2 separate regions of the Mus musculus genome follow, and region 1 is linked to region 2. The links are chromatin loops, found by intact Hi-C in ENCODE. Cell type or tissue: left cerebral cortex. All regions are shown on one strand.

Region 1 (8,000 bases), 720 kb after region 2:
AGGAGCTAGAGAAAGTACCCAAGGAGCTAAAGGGATCTGCAACCCTATAGGTGGAACAACATTATGAACTAACCAGTACCCCGGAGCTCTTGACTCTAGCTGCATATGTATCAAAAGATGGCCTAGTAGGCCATCACTGGAAAGAGAGGCCCATTGGACTTGCAAACTTTATATGCCCCAGTACAGGGGAACGCCAGGGCCAAAAAGTGGGAGTGGGTGGGTAGGGGGGTGGGGGGGAGGGTATGGGGGACTTTTGGGATAGCATTGGAAATGTAAATGAGGAAAATACCTAATTAAAAAAAATAAAACTTAAAAAAAAAAAAAGACAAGAGCTATAGAAGGCACACTGAGGAACATGAATTTGGATGGGAGGTCAGGAAAGGCCTCTGAGAAAAAGTCATTATAATAGAGATCTGAAGCTTCAGAAGAGTTAGACTAGACAGAGTGGGGGTGGGTATCAACTTTCAAGAGAATTCGCCTCAAAAAAAGGCAAACAAAACAAGACTCGGTGGGTCCCAGAAACCAAAGAACATGAGTGGGAAATTTCAGCCAAGGGCCCTGCTCTTGCAGCAGCCTAGGCTGTGTCAAGGGCTTCACCCACCTGTCGCTGCTGGAGCTGTTCTAACAAGATCATTCTGGCTGCTGCACTGGAGAGCAGATTAAGGTGAGAATCGGGGAAGTTACCACACAGACGAGATAGAGCATGGTCAGGGCGATGAAGTGGAAAAGAGAAGAAAACGGATACTTTCAGGACAGGGCGTGGGAATGAGCTGCACGGGTGGGTGATACCAGCACTTGTCAAACAATGTGGGCGTGGAAAACAGCACTGTCCATGAGTTTACTGGGGAATAGGAGAACCACAACCACCAGGTTCTCAGAAGGTCGCTACTTCTCTGATGGTTCATATATGCTTGGCCCAGGGAGTGGCACTATTAGAAGATGTGGGCTTGGAGTAGATGTGTCACTGTGGGTGTGGGTTTTAATACCATGGTCCTGGCTGCCTGGAAGTCAGTATTCTGCCATGTTCCTGCCTTTATAATGGACTGAACCTGTGAACCTGTAAGTCAGCCCCAATTAAATGTAGTCCTTATAAGAGTTGCCTTGGTCATCTGTCTGTTCACAGCAGTAAAACCCTAACTAAGACAACTTCCTTTTGATTTAAAATTTAAAAGTATTTAATGTGCATAGGCATAGCGCTGGAAGATAAGCCACAGAGGGCATTTTACAAAAGTAAACACCATCCTGTCCTGCAGAGGTGTGACCATTTGGGAACATGCTTCCTCTCATAGCACACACTCATAGATACCGGACAAACATGCAGTTTTAATTTCCTTTATTCTACAGTTTCCAATCCTTACAGAGCCTGTTAAGTGCTGAACCTTGTTCCAGCGCTGAGAATGCCCCAGTGAAGGCAAAGCTTCTGACCTCACGAGGCCCCCCCACAAGGGAGACAGGCTCTCCTCTCAGACTGCAGGAAGTCTTTAAGCAGCAGCAAAGGCAGGGCATGGTGAGGACCCTGCACACTGTACTGCTGAGGGAGCAGCACTGGAGTGGCACTCGCTCAGAGTACAGGAGGCCTGACAAGGAGGGGAGGGCCGCACAGAAGGGAAGGAGTAAATGTCACACCTGAGATCACCAGAGACCTGATTCTAGGAAAACCAAGGTGTGACTTGTAATCAAACATGCAGAATCTATAAGAGGCTTTGGAGTTCAGTACATTTCCCTGTCTCAGCTGACAGATGTATCAGAACCTAGCCATGCCCACGAATGTTTCCAATCTATAACAACAATGAATTAAAAAAAAGGTAACAAAACCTGAAATATTTACTATTTGACCCTTTAGGTATAGGGTGACTGAGGCCTGGTCTATAAGCAACATATCAAGAGCTGGTTTATTCTTTACCCTGCAAGCAGGGTTTCCCTCCTTTCGAGAACCCCCATGTGAAGACTTCTCAAAGAGCACAGCTCCTACAATCCAAGATTAAGGAGACAAGAAGAGGCTTGCAGGGCACATCTGGAGCAGGGCTTACCTTGCCTGTAAGGTGCAGGTGATGGCACAGAGCTGTCTGCCAGGCACAGACCCAATGGGGGTCCTCCAAGTCACAGTAGCAGTAATACAGGAGCACCTCTCCTTCCTCGTCACCCTGGCCACTACACAAGGAAAGTCAGAGGAGGGAGCATGTGAGCCACGTGAGCCCCACTTCCCAGTGCACCCACGCAGAGAAGGAGAGCACGGCCACAGGGAGCTACAGTTCCCAGTGCACCCAGGCAGAACTGGAGCCACAAGCAGCCCCACTTCCCAGTGCACCCAGGCAGAGAAGGAGAGCACGGCCACAGGGAGTCACAGTTCCCAGTGCACCCAGGCAGAACTGGAGCCACAAGGAGCTACAGTTCCCAGTGCACCCAGGCAGAGCTGGAGAGCACGGCCACAGTTCCCAGTGCACCGGGGCAGAACTGGAGAGCATTGACACAAGGAGCCCCAGTTCACAGTGCACCCAGGCAGAACTGGAGAGCATTGACACAAGGAGCCCCAGTTCACAGTGCACCCAGGCAGAACTGGAGAGCATTGACACAAGGAGCCCCAGTTCACAGTGCACCCAGGCAGAACTGGAGAGCAGGGCCACAGGGAGCCACAGTTCCCAGTGCACCCAGGCAGAGCAGGAGAGCATGAAGCTGGAACAACCTCTGCCTCCCTCCTATCTTTAGTCTCCTAACATAAGAGCACTTCTCTTCATATTTTCTCTACATAGTACAGTATCTGCACCAGACTTCTTACAAAAAGCAAACTCGCTTCCCTGTCCTCACTTAGCTCTCACACCAGGAGACAGGTATTATTAACCCTACTTTACAGGCAAGCTGGGAATTTGAGCCCACTGTGGCCTATCCTCAATCACAAGGCAGTATCTGGTTTGACTGGCTCACCATGAAAAACATTTTACTTCCATTTTTTCATGTAGTACACTTATCTATAGACGTGTTATTATTGGCCACATAAGACAAACTTTTCTATGTCAGCATGCTCACAGAGTAGCACTAAACCACTGAGAAGACATCACTACTTTAGGAGACCAGAAAAGAGTATAAAAATTCAGTATATAGAATATTGTATTCCCTCTAATTTTTTAAACATTTTATGCATTTAGTATTTTTATGTGTATGGGTGTTTTGCCTTCATGCTTGTCTGTATTTGCAGTGCCCATGGTGGCCAGAAGGTGGCATCAGATCCCCTGGAATCACAGACAGTAGTTATCCAGGAAGTGGATGCTGGGAATGGAACCTGCATCAGCTGGAAATGTAGCTTGCGTTCTTAACCATGAGCCATCTCTCCAGCCTTTCCCAATAATCTTGATGGACGATTGGTCTGTCTAGATGCATATTTGTAAATTCATCAGTGTCTGCCGTGCTCCACCACTCTAGGCAGCAGTGTTCTGTCATGACTCCACCTATCCTTTCACTCTCCTGCTATGGCTACTTACAGTTGTTTCCAGTTTGTCTTTTTAAGTCATTATTTTTTTAAATCTTTATGCCTGTGTGTATGATGTATGTATATGGTAGGAATGTGTTCTTGTATGAATGAAGGCACACGGAGGTCACAATGTGTATGTGGGAGTCCAAGGACAATCTTGGGTGTTGGTCCTCATCTTCCACCGTGTTTGTTCTTCACTGCTGAGTACCCAACACTTGCTGGCCTGGGAGCTTCTGGGGATTCTTGTCCCTGCCTCCCATTTTGCTGTAGAACTGGGATGACCCCAAGCACTCCCACGGCTGGCTTTAAATGGGTCCTGGGGACTGAAACTTAGGTTCTCACATTTATGTGGCAAGCATTTATCCCAATGGACCATTCCTCCAGCCGCTAACATTGGGAAGTACAACTAGTTTATTTTTAGTTAGCATACAAAATAATGTGTTGTTTCCAACATTTTGTTATTACATATAAAACTGCCACAAAAACCCTATAGGTGGAACAACATTATGAACTAACCAGTACCCCGGAGCTCTTGACTCTAGCTGCATATGTATCAAAAGATGGCCTAGTCAGCCATCACTGGAAAGAGAGACCCATTGGACACGCAAACTTTATATGCCCCAGTACAGGGGAACGCCAGGGCCAAAAAGTGGGAGTGGGTGGGTAGGGGAGTGGGGGGAGGTTATGGGGGACTTTTGGTATAGCATTGGAAATGTAAATGAGGAAAATACCTAAAAAAAAAAATATTAAAAAAAAAGGACACATGCTCCACTATGTTCATAGCAGTCTTATTTATAATAGCCAGAAGCTGGAAAGAACCCAGATGCCCCTCAACAGAGGAATGGATACAGAAAATGTGGTACATTTATGCAATGGAGTACTACTCAGCTATTAAAAGAATGAATTAAAAAAAAACAACAACTGCCACAAGCATTCGAGTTTAAGCTTTTATGGGTGTGTGTTTTATTTCTGCTGGCCACACACCCAGGAGTGGATCGCTGGGAAGGAGAATTCTGTACTCTCCCTAGCAACGCCTGGGCCCTTCAGTTGCCTCCCCATGTCAGTTGTATCTACCAAGGCTGCTATTTCTCATTTTCCTATTTCAGTGGGCTATCTGTAGTATCTCATTGTGGTTGAAAATATTTTAAATGTAAACCAAACTACAAAGTGCAAAACTTACCTCCTCAGCTCCTGGGGGCTAACATGGCTCACATCAGGAAGCCAAGCAGACACCTCCTGACTAGGAGTGAGACAGTCTTTGGGGGAGCTCCTTTTGTCTGTGGGCGTAAGGCTCTGTGAGGCACTCAATGCTGCAGTCAGCTGCTTCAGAAGAGACGCAGTCTGCTGGTACACGTCTTCAGCATGCTGTGTGGCCACATGTCTGTGGATGCTGATCTGGTCTGCAAACAGCTGCTGACAACATCGCCACCGTTTTCCCTTAAATTCATAAGAGGGTGCTGGAACTTGTTTGGTTTTGACCAAAAGGGCAAAGGCCTGCAAATAACATTTCAAATACCATCGTTATTTAACGGCCTTAGGTTTAGGGGTAACAAAAGTTTCATTCAAAGCTGGGCGTGGTGGCGCACACCTTTAATCCCAGCACTCGCGAGGCAGAGGCAGGCGGATTTCTGAGTTCAAGGCCAGCCTGGTCTACAAAGTGAGTGCCAGGACAGCCAGGGCTACACAGAGAAACCCTGTCTCGGAAAAAAAAAAAAAAGTTTCATTCAAATCACCTTTTATGGGGGTAGGGTTTCTAGCTTGGCATCCTGCCAGTCTATAAAGCACTCCCAAGAGCAATAGCATGGGCTGCACTGCTTCCAGCAACCTACATACTGACACTGGCTCCATACCCTGGCCTTCCAAACTCAAGCCTCCTACACCCGTGTTCTTCTGCACGTGTCAGAGACATGGACAAATTGGGCACCTCACTGCTCCCACCTCCCTGTCCTCCCCGTCTTCCCCATCCTCCCTGTCCACACTGCTCCCTGAGGTGGGATGATGCTACTCTGTTTTCTCTATTGGAGTCGCTCTCAACCTTCCTAATGCTGCGACTCTTTAATACAGTTCCTCATGTTGTGGTGACCCTCAACCATAAAAGTATTGCTGCTTCTTCATAACTGTAATTTTGCTACTGTTATGAATCGTAATATAAATATCTGGTATACAGGATATCTGATATCACAAGCCACATGTTAAGAACTGCTACTCAGTCAAACAGAAACACTCAAGAGTTCAATGTAGAGGCCTCCTCTGACATCAGTCTGTACAACTCCCACTAAATGCTATTTTTCTACTTTCTAGATATAAAATCTTAGATTTTTACTCTTCCACAGTTGTAAATATTGGCTCTGCTATTTACCTTTGAAAACAAATTAGGAAGTTATTCAGCCTGTAGGTGCCAAATGTATACTTGGAAAAAGTAAATCAAAGAGTTCATAGACGTTAAACAGCATACTTAGAATTACATCCTCATCTGATCAGAAGTCATCGTGCACTCTCGCTTCCCCACCCTGTTTCCAGCTCAGCTAAATGATCCAGTCCATTCACTGCTCCCTGATGCCATCTGAACACTCACCCCTGCCCCCCTGCTTTGCTTATGCTCAGCTTAGTGTCTGGAACACTTTTTAAAATCACCAACATCGTATCTAACTGAAAGGATGCCAGTTCTTGAAAGTACACATTTATAAGGCATTAATTGCAGTGCAAATCAGATAGGAACCTTGAGGAAACTGACAAGGCTGCTCTAAGGTAACAGCCTCTTCCTGTGCATATACCAAATCCATTTCCCTTCTTCCTGGGGTGCTGTATTTCCCAGCCTTTGCAATTAGGCTGTCCAACTGTTTTCCAGTGGCGTGACAGGTGGCAGCTCCACTTCTGGTCCATAAAAGCCTGCCATGTGAGTGCCTCCGTGCTCTCTTCCTCTTTAGTTCCAGTGGGAACTCTGGAAATGTGCTGAGTCCTGCCGAGGTAACATCAGCCTGGGTCCTTGCAGCCTGTGTGTTCATGAAAATGCCTTACTTCTCATATCCCAAGTCCAAACACCTAAGGTGCTCTATCCACTGCAGGTGTGAGGCCATTTGTTACAGTAGCCTTGACCCCACAATTAATACATTAGGAATTTCTATACGACTAATACGGAAGAACACAGAGCAAAGATATCAATACTATGTAGCTATGATAAGCAAAGGGTGGTGTACACCTTTAATCCCAGCAGAGGCAAATGGATCTCTGTGACTTCAAGACCAGCCTGGTCTATAGACCATCTGTAGCAATGAAGCCACTGAAGTGGGTGCTGGCAGTAGCTGTTTCTGTGAGCCTCCTGCACTTGAGACAAGGTAAGTGTTGTAGGATATTTGATCACACTGTGAATCCCAAGACTGTGTTATTTACTGGAAAAAAATGTTTTTACTTATGGTGTGGCACAGCCTTAAAATACACCTTTAATCTAAGAGCTTTCTGCTTGAATACTGTAAACAGGATTAAATTAAATCAACCACAGGTTAAGAAGTGGAACAACCAACCAGATTAAGAAAAAAACCATAGAGAATAAGAGGGATGGATAGAGAGACATTGGGGAAGTAAAAGGATGGGATATCAGGTTGAAGGAGGTTTTTTGGGATGGCAGGAGAGAGGGGCATTGCTTCTTGAACATCAGCTGAGGAGGAAGTGGGTGCTTTCTCTGCCTCTCTGAACTAGCAGGCTGTCACCCTAGCATCTGGCTCCTGAGTCTTCATTGGTAGAAATCAAACGATTGAGATTTTGTTAAAAAACAACAGGGACGTATGAACAGAACCTCTAGACAAAGCCAGTAAGTGAGCTACTTATAAAATTCTCCTAACTTTCTGTAAGTTTGAAATTATTGTAAAACAATACTGGTAAAGGACTTTTGTAACCTCTGAATTTAATTTTCAAGGAAATCCATATAGGCTGACTGGAAGCGGCAGCTGGGAAATTACAGAGACATTTATTCTTCACTAACATGGACCAAGAAGAGGCTCTCCAAGAGGTGAGAAAGCCATATCCAAGCTATATCCTCAGTCAGCCATTTTCCTACTGATGAGCCTCCTGTTCCCTGCTTTTAAGAAGAGTTTTAGCCAATGGTTTCAACAACAACAAACAACAACAACCACCACAACAGGGATCCATGGCTCTGAAGAGGGGCATTGTCATCACTGTTTTTATAGCACAATTACAACAGGATTCTTAGGAACCCTGTAGCATCCTGCAGCGCTCTGTCCTTTCTTCAAAGCACTGAGCTAGCTGGAGGAGACCAAACTTCCCTGGCCAGCATGGTTCATAACAACATCTCTAGATGTCAGCTGCCCTGTTACCTGTCATTCTCCTTCCACTACAGTTCTGAGTTCCTGGGACTCTTTCTACACTAGAAGAAAGATGTCCAACCTTCTCTAGGACCTAGTCTTTTTTTCTTTCTTTCTTTTTTTTTTTTTTTTTTTAATGTATGTAAGTACACTATCACTGTCTTCAGACACACCAAAAGAGGACACTGGTTGTGAGCCATCATGTGGTTGCTGGG
Region 2 (8,000 bases):
ACCTTGGCAGAAATGCCTGATACTATGTAACATCTTATTCTTTTTTTTTTTTTAAGATTTATTTATTTTTATTATATATAAGTACACTGTAGCTGTCTTCAGACACTCCGGAAGAGGGAGTCAGATCTCATTACGGATGGTTGTGAGCCACCATGTGGTTGCTGGGATTTGAACTTCGGACCTTCCGAAGAGCAGTCGGGTGCTCTTACCCACTGAGCCATCTCACCAGCCCCCCCCCCCTTTTTTTTTTTTTTTTTTTTTTTTTTTACTGTCATAGTTAATGTTAAAAATCAACAAAAATCCCTGGTATGGTTGCCCAGGTCTTTTAACTCAGCACTGAGGCAGAAGGATCTCTTGAGTTTAAGAACATCCTGGTCTACATATTGAGTTCCAGGACAGCCAGGACTACATAGAAAGACCTGCTCTACCTCCCTTCCCCTACCCCAAAACCTCACAAAAATGTATACAATCACACACTAGCCTAACAATTTCCAAATTCAGAGACTATTCAGCTCTACACAGTGATCACCTATTCACAGGGTCTCATCATCTAGCTACGGCTGGCCTGGATGGCAGAGGATGGTCTGCACACCCAGCTCAAGTCAGCATCTAACAGCCGCTTACAGCTGTGGTCCTGAACATTAAGTCACCGGTGCCCTTTCGCAAGCACTCTGCTCAGCAAGACTGCTTCCCTGCTTGTGTCCCATCCCCAGCGCTACAAACAAAGGCCACGCTTGCTTTTCCCTTCTGCCCAACTCATTCTTCTGCTCCTTAACAACATTTTGCAAATTAAAGTTGGTCCATCCAATCTGTTACGGCTGAAATAATGGGCCTTGTTGGTCAGCAAACAGAAAATAGCCCAGGCAGTCAGGTATTTACAGACCCCTGTACAAACTACCATAAGAAATGTTAGAAATATTTTTGACCACTTACATTATTAGATATTAAGGGTCTTATACAGAAAAAAAAGTGCCTTTTTTGAGACAGGGTTTCTCTGTGTAGCCCTGGCTGTCCTGGAACCTGATGTGTAGACAGGCTGGCCTTGAACTCAAGAGAACCACCTGCCTCTGCCCCCTAGAGTGCTGGGACTAAAGGTGTGCACCACTATGCTTAGCTAAAATGTAATGTTTTGCAAACCTCCCAGATGTCAGACTTAAAGCATTCCTGTCAGCTGCACCCTGCCTACCAGGGTGGTGTGACTAGCGTCTTTTTTTTTTTTTTTTTTTTGGGTTATGAGCTTAACAGCTTTAACAGCTGAGCCATCTCTGCAGCCTGTAACAAGTTTCTTAATGCAGCAACAAGAAGGAAAAACAGTGTGCAGTGTTCTGATAAGAGTTTAGAAGGCTCATCAAGTAAGGAGCTAACTGCCAATCAGCTCAATCGAGAGGTGGGAGAAAAATTCTGGAAAGTTGTCCTCTGACCTCCATTCAAGCGCCTTGGCACATTAGAGCCCCCCAACCTCCCTCCCCAAATATATATATATAAACTTTAAAACATGGCATGTTTTATAACAACACTCAGATCACTAACTTAACTCTGATAAACTGGTTCCTATTTAAATACTTCCAAATGATAATCTTTTGCAACTTACTATAAAATGTATTTACTACGACTGCTCTAGTTTGCTGTAAGGCACCGAACCTAACACAAGGGAGCAAAATCCACTTTGATCCAATAAGGGTCAAACTTCTGTGATGTAAGCACAGTGTAAATTCTAAATACTCAATGTAACTTTCAGCCCACAGGGATATGCAAAAGCCAGATATGACCTTAGTACAAAGGTCTTTGACCAAAAACAGGGCAAAGGGTGACTGTAATTCTTAAAAGACGTGAATTCCCACTAGTCAGCAGGTCTGAGTCAGCATACAAAACCAGGGTCAGGCAGGGTTCAAGTGCTAGTTACAGCAGGATTTTACCACTGCAAATGCAAAGCAACAGCTGTGACAAAAAAACCCATTATCTTAGCTTCTATCTGACAAAGGAGACTAGAGTCAATTCTTGTCAGAAGTGTCATGTCGCCCTAAGAAACGCTAAGGGTGACGACTCTGGTTTCTCATGTGCCCTGGATCCGAGTCTTCAAATCCTTTCAAAGCAAAGGCGCCGGAGATCCATTTTGGTACGGTAACTCCACACACAATTCATTCTGCTCAATAGACAACAGGTAAAAACTGACAACCAGAAGGTGGGCACTAGGACCAGCTGGGCAGCCTGTAGGGGCCAAGACAAAGGTTAAGCTAAAAGTCGTAAACATGGCCGAGGCGCTGCCATCCTCTACCTAAGCTAGCTACAACAATCCGCACAGAAGGGAACAATTGACGCCCGCCCACCCACCCGCCCGCCTTAGACTCTTTCCTGCGTGATGAAACATGGTGCCTCGGAACGAGCATTCTCCAGGCTTCCATCTGCCCACTCGGGGAGGACGGAGAGGCGCTGGGCGGAATGGCCAGCACCACCGGATACCACGGGCCGCCGCGATCCCGCGGGTGGCAGACAAAGGGAACCACGGGCCACCGCGATCCCCCGGGGCCTGCATCTCCCGAGCTGTGGGCGCCTCCCTGCCGGAGCGCGCCGCAGCACCACAGGGCCCTCGGCCGGAGCCGGGCCGCAGCTGCCGGGACCCGGACGCGTGGAGAGCGCAGGACCTGGAGCTCGGCAGCCCGCGACCCTGCTTCAAGCCTCCCTTCTCTCTGGCCCGAAGCTAGGGCAGCACAGCGGCCTCCGCTCCCCACCGCACCCCACCCAGGACTCACCCACGGCCCGGGGCGCAAGCCCGCAGGACGGCTGGCGAGCGAGCCCGCGCCCGCGCAGGCGCAGACTGGTCCGACCCAGGCAGGGGCGGGGCGGGGCGGGGCGGGACGTCGTCGAGCCACGTGACCAGGGCCCTGCCTCGCTCAGGGTCTGGGTAGCGCTATAGCTGCCTTGTACTGCGTCCGGTCCGGTACTGACTCTTGTCGCACCTTTTGCCAGGCTGTGGGGGTGCCGCTAGTCTCCCCGCCCCCCTGACTTAAGCTGAAGTTATACGGTGGCCTCGTTGTTCCACAAAACAGCAAGCGCGTCATTTAGCGTGTAGTCTGTTGAGATCCAGGGCTGTAGATAGCGCGTGCGTGGAGGCGCGAAAGCTTCTGATGAGGCGATCTCAAAGCTTGGTGGAGAGCTCTTTGTCACCGCACTTCACAGGACACCTGAGTTGTACATGAGGTCATACAGCTAGCCTCTTTTTCCTTAGATGCACACACAGTTTGTGGAGTCTTGGAAGGAGAACCCTGCTGTGAGTTAGGAGAGCCGGGTCAGAATTATAGCCGTGACATCCCTTGAGTGACTTTTGGCAAGTTATTCGTCTCTTCCATGAGTGGGTTCCTCCATGTTGTGACATTTGAACAATGGTTCTGATTTGCAGAACCACAGGCGATAAATGTCAGTGGACAGAAAGGACAAAGTCAGCCTTCGTGGGCAGGCTCTTCAGCAGACTCCTGAATGTGCGACCAGCTTGCCTCTTAGGACTGGGATTATCTCACCATTACACACCGTTCCAGGTGGGTGACCCAGCCTGCTTAGTGTTTACAGGTTTCTGAAGCTGTCGGAAACCACGCCTCCTAGGCCACGCCTTCTAGCGTCAGCAAACGGGAGTGTCAATCTTGGTATTTCAAAGCCTCCTTTAAGGAAGTTTGCCTAGAGATCCAGTCAATGAGTTCCTAAGAGGAAAAAAAATTACAAAACATTTCTTTTTTAAAAGAAAATAGATTTATTCTACTGTTAGCACATGTGTATAAGTACCCAGAGAGGCCAGAATAGGGCTTCAGATTTCTTGATCCTGGAATTATTAAAGGCTGTGAACTGTCCCATGTGGGTGCCAGACTCAAGAAGAGTATATGTTCTTTTCTTTTTCTTTTTCTTTTTCTTTTTCTTTTTTTTTCCAGAGCTGAGGACCGAACCCAGGGCCTTGTGCTTGCTAGGCAAGCGCTCTACCACTGAGCTAAGTCCCCAGCCCCTTTTTTTGTTTGTTTGTTTGTTTGGTTTGGTTATTTTCGAGACAGAGTTTCTCTGTATAGCCCTGGCTGTCCTGGAACTCACTCTGTAGACCAGGCTGGCCTCGAACTCAGAAATCCACCTGCCTCTGCCTCCCGAGTGCTGAGATTAAAGGTGTGCGCCACCAACGGCCCGGCACAGTGTATGTTCTTAACTGAGTGACCAAGCAACCTCTCCAGCACCCAACCCTCAAGTCTTAAAATAAGTTCCTGATTTTGGGTTGGGCCACACTGCTAGTGTCCTCTGCCACACGTACAGTCATGGCTCCCTGAGGAGGTGCCAGCTGTGCAGCAGGTACCTCCAAGGGAGGTCAGAGTCTGATGGACCCAAAGCCTACAAAAGCAGAAGTATGAGAGGCTTTCCCCTTGAGAAGGTGTGGGAACAAAAAAACGGGGCCCGGGGGAAGTGGGAAAAGGGAAAAAAGGCCCACACCCCGCCAGAGTTTCCCTATCCTATGACCACCGGGGTTCAGACCTCAGCTCGACTGGAGACCAGCCTGTCTGTGCAGAGCCCAGTGCCCCACAATAAGGAACCAGGGACAGATTCATGGGGTAAGAGGTGTTTGAACTGGGCCTCAGGGTGATCTGATGGAATATGGGCCAGAGAAGGAAGTCACCTCAACAGTGGGAGGGAATAAGACAGTAAATGCCAGATAGTGGGCCTGTTAGTGCAAACCTCCCTCCCCTGTCATAAGCACAAGGGACAGGTTTTTGGATCTCATGGTTTAGAACAACCAGGCAACAATTGGGGAAAGGGCATTTACCTCAAAATTATGTTTGCCTTGGCTTCTGTGAATTTCTATTCAAATGTATTATTCAAAAAGCAAAGAAACCAGGCAGGTATCCAGTGTGTTCATAAGCATAAATAATTAATTTCAGATTAGAATGGAAAGGTTATTCTCCTGTGTGTGTGTAGGGGGGGGACATAAAGGGAAAGATTGGAATTAAACATACAGTTAGGGATGTAACCGACGCAGAAGAGTGTCCCTCCCTCCTCACCAGAACACTCGTGTCTGGATGGAGCCAGTGCGGTCCTGTCATGCTGCAGGCCACAGTGCAGGCCTCTAGCTTCTTCTCAGAAGCTTCCAGGGACTTTACTCACTGTTCTTGAAGATCTGTAAAGATGAAAGCCACCTGTTTTTAAATCTAGAATTCATCATCAGGATAGCTTTCCATATCCAGCCCCATTCATTATCCGTCTATCTTTTGTTGGTATCCTAAAACTGTTCTACCTCCACAGGGGCCTCGGACAGCGTCCTCTAACCCAGGTGTGTTTGTGTCATTGCTCAGCTTTGGGACCTTCCCAGGCAACCCATTTCTTAACTTGGCACACAGGACAGTCCACGGTCGGGCTCCTCTGCCTTGCTGTGACCTTCTCCCTAGCTAACCTTCTGAAATGCAGTCCTGGGCGACTGCTCATGTTTTGCAAATCCTTGTGTTCTATAAACCTTGTCCTTGTCACCATCAAAGTTTCACCCAACATGGTAGCCTGGCAAGGTCCTATTGCCTCTTCCACCTAAGGCTTTCCCTGGTCACCTTGGGCAAAAGTGACTCCTCTTGCTGCCTCTTCCCAGACACAGAGAGGTCAGAATGTTACGGTTGCCCAAAAAAGGTGTCTCTTTCCCACAAACAAATCCCAAGAACAGAACGTTCTGACTCATTCTTGGCTCTTCAGCTTAAAAGTTTGGCTCCAAAGGAAGCATAGGTGTTTGCCAATAAGCTGGAGGTGGTGGCACACTCCCTTAGCACTTGGGAGGCAGAGGCAGGCAGATCTCTGTAAGTAAGTTCACGTTCCAGGACTCTGCCAGGGCTATACAGGAAAACCCTGTCTCAAAGAGAAGGAGGAGGAAGAGGAGGAAGAGGAAGAGAAGGAGAAGGAGGAAGAAGAAGAGGATTGACAAAATAAAGCAGAATAAAATGCTGTTATCGAGCAGAGGTTTAAGAAGGGCTTCTAGGAGCTCAGGCTAACTTGGTGGTGCAGGCTTTCTCAGCACACTTAGGACTGTGTCTCTGGGTCTTTGGGAGAGGTACATGGGAACGCTGCTCTCTCATCGTTTTAAGGACTCCTTACCTGCCCCACCCCACCGCCATGCCTTCTAGGAATCTGCCATGTGCCCACCCCAGGGCCAACTTAACAGTCAGTCCAACTTAACAGCTAGCTTTATGCAAACTGCTGCTACTGAGTAGCTCTGCTCAGATAGAGTCACCTCTGGTCACCCTCTACTTGGGGGCTGCTGCCCTTCCTCTCTGTTCTGCTCATATTTCCCAGGCGACTCTAATCTTTTGGGCCTAACTCTGCCACTCCCCTTCACACCCCTAGGCTCTGTCCCTAGCCTTGATTCCCTCCCTGACCTGGGAAACACACACATTTTGTCCCCTCTGCCCAGAAGAAAATGTCCTGTCCCTTCTTCACCCCTCAGTTCCAACAGCACCCCCACCCTCCACCCCCCACCCCCATCCCTGCTGTCCCTGACCTGACCTCACTGCCTCAGGCTGCAGTGTCCTCTCCACTGGCAGCCCTTCCCTGGAAACCACACGTCGCAGATTCTACAGTCTGTCTGTCCAAATGCTGGGTATGTCAGCTCTGAGACCTGGTCCTTTTCTTGGTTCCTTTCCAACTTTTTATTTTTCTCTTGAGAAGCCGGAGCTGGAGCCCAGGGCCTTGCACAAGCCAGGCAAGTGTTTCCTCTCTGAGGCTGCACCCCGGGTCCCTTGGCGCGCCTTTCCAAGCCTGTATCTGTAAACAGGAGTCAAGGTTAACTCCTCAGCCGAGAGACTCTCTATTCTGTCTGTTCATTCACATATTTCCATGGGGATGAGAGCCCAGCAAGTCAATGATGGTTTTCCCCAAACTGTGTGCACATTTGACATCTCTTTAAAAAAGGGGGGGGGATGTAGCCCAGTTCTAGACCATTGGCTTAGTATGTGCTTAACCCTAGGTACCATCCCCAGACACTGCAAAACGAAGCCCAACCCCCGCTCGGAGATCCAAATTTGGCTGCTTTGCAGTGGCATGACCTTGCCGTCAGTGGCGATCTCCCAGAGATTCAGCCTATGGGAGCCAGGTTGGTAAGTAACCGGCTCCTGGGATGGCGCTTGCACAGCAGACGCTGCAGAGATTCCCTAGATCTGCTGGGCCAGACTTGTAATCCTAGAAGTCAGGAGGCTGCGGCAGGGTGATGAGAACTCATGGCCAGCCTTCACCACACATCAAATTCAAGGGTACCAGACACACACCAATGTATTGTCCCAGTCCTGAGGCAGAGTAGGTCAGGATTTCTGAGGGAAAGCCCGATCAGCCGGCCTATAGATTTGACATGTGTCTCCAATGATCTTTAGGTAATTTTGAGGAAACGACTCCAAATTGAGATCCTAACCCACGGTAATGACTGGAGGTCTCTTAGGAATCAGGAATGTACATGAATGGGCTCACAGCCCAGCAGAGAAAGAGTGCTAAGGAGGTATGAGGGGTTGCTTGAGGTGGGGTGCTGCCAAGCGCCAAGACAGTAAAAGAAGCAGGACCAGCTGCAGTCAGGGAAGACTACCTGGAAGAGGCAGTCACAAAAGATGGCCAGGACTCCAGCAAGATGGCCTCAGGACAAGCATAGCTTAGGAAGAAGGGCTCAAGGGAAGAGACAGCAGGTTGCTCCTTCGGTGGACCTTGTTCCATCCATCAATGGTGCTTTTCTCTCAGGCACACCTAAGCGTCAAGCTTCATCCCAGAAAGTTTGGTGACCTCTGAGTAGGGTCAGGAGACACCTCATTTGGTATCTGAGTGACACACAAACTTGTGAAATACAAACAGGTTTTTATCTAGTAAAAGGCCAGTCAGTACACAGCAAACATTTGCACAATGCTCTAGGATTTCCAAGCAGTTACACAATAACTATTCCCTCTGACGTCACATGGTTTGTGTGTTGGGAGAAATCCCTTGACCTGTGTTTACCTGGTAGAGGTGGGGTGGGGCTGTCCCAC

Evidence for each region. A loop is a pair of places that touch in the nucleus more often than their neighbours do. Peaks named below come from ENCODE experiments on the same cell type or tissue, not always from the same donor. Only the 100,000 strongest peaks of a DNase experiment are listed, where the experiment ranks them.
Region 1: it touches region 2 in a loop (2.8-fold over the local background); 5 of 42 quality-filtered maps call a loop at or near these places.

What each region holds. Positions count from the first base shown.
Region 1 is chr4:46,127,197-46,135,196 of GRCm38, forward strand. It overlaps Tstd2 (thiosulfate sulfurtransferase (rhodanese)-like domain containing 2), which reads right to left. Exons shown (of 10, transcript NM_173033.3): 3 at 4,647-4,960; 4 at 2,031-2,151. Among named protein-coding and RNA genes, the nearest start is that of Tstd2, 7.3 kb to the right of the region's middle. In left cerebral cortex, a CTCF peak has its summit at 3,201 (motif pointing right); DNase peaks (open chromatin) are centred at 2,224, 3,222 and 4,771.
Region 2 is chr4:45,405,945-45,413,944 of GRCm38, forward strand. It overlaps Slc25a51 (solute carrier family 25, member 51), which reads right to left and starts at 2,822. Exons shown (of 3, transcript NM_001009949.3): 1 at 2,751-2,822. It overlaps Gm46852 (a long non-coding RNA gene), which reads left to right and starts at 3,446. Exons shown (of 3, transcript XR_001784277.2): 1 at 3,446-3,533; 2 at 6,965-7,094. In left cerebral cortex, a CTCF peak has its summit at 3,592; DNase peaks (open chromatin) are centred at 2,435, 2,974 and 3,541; H3K4me3 peaks cover 2,217 bases; H3K27ac peaks cover 1,526 bases.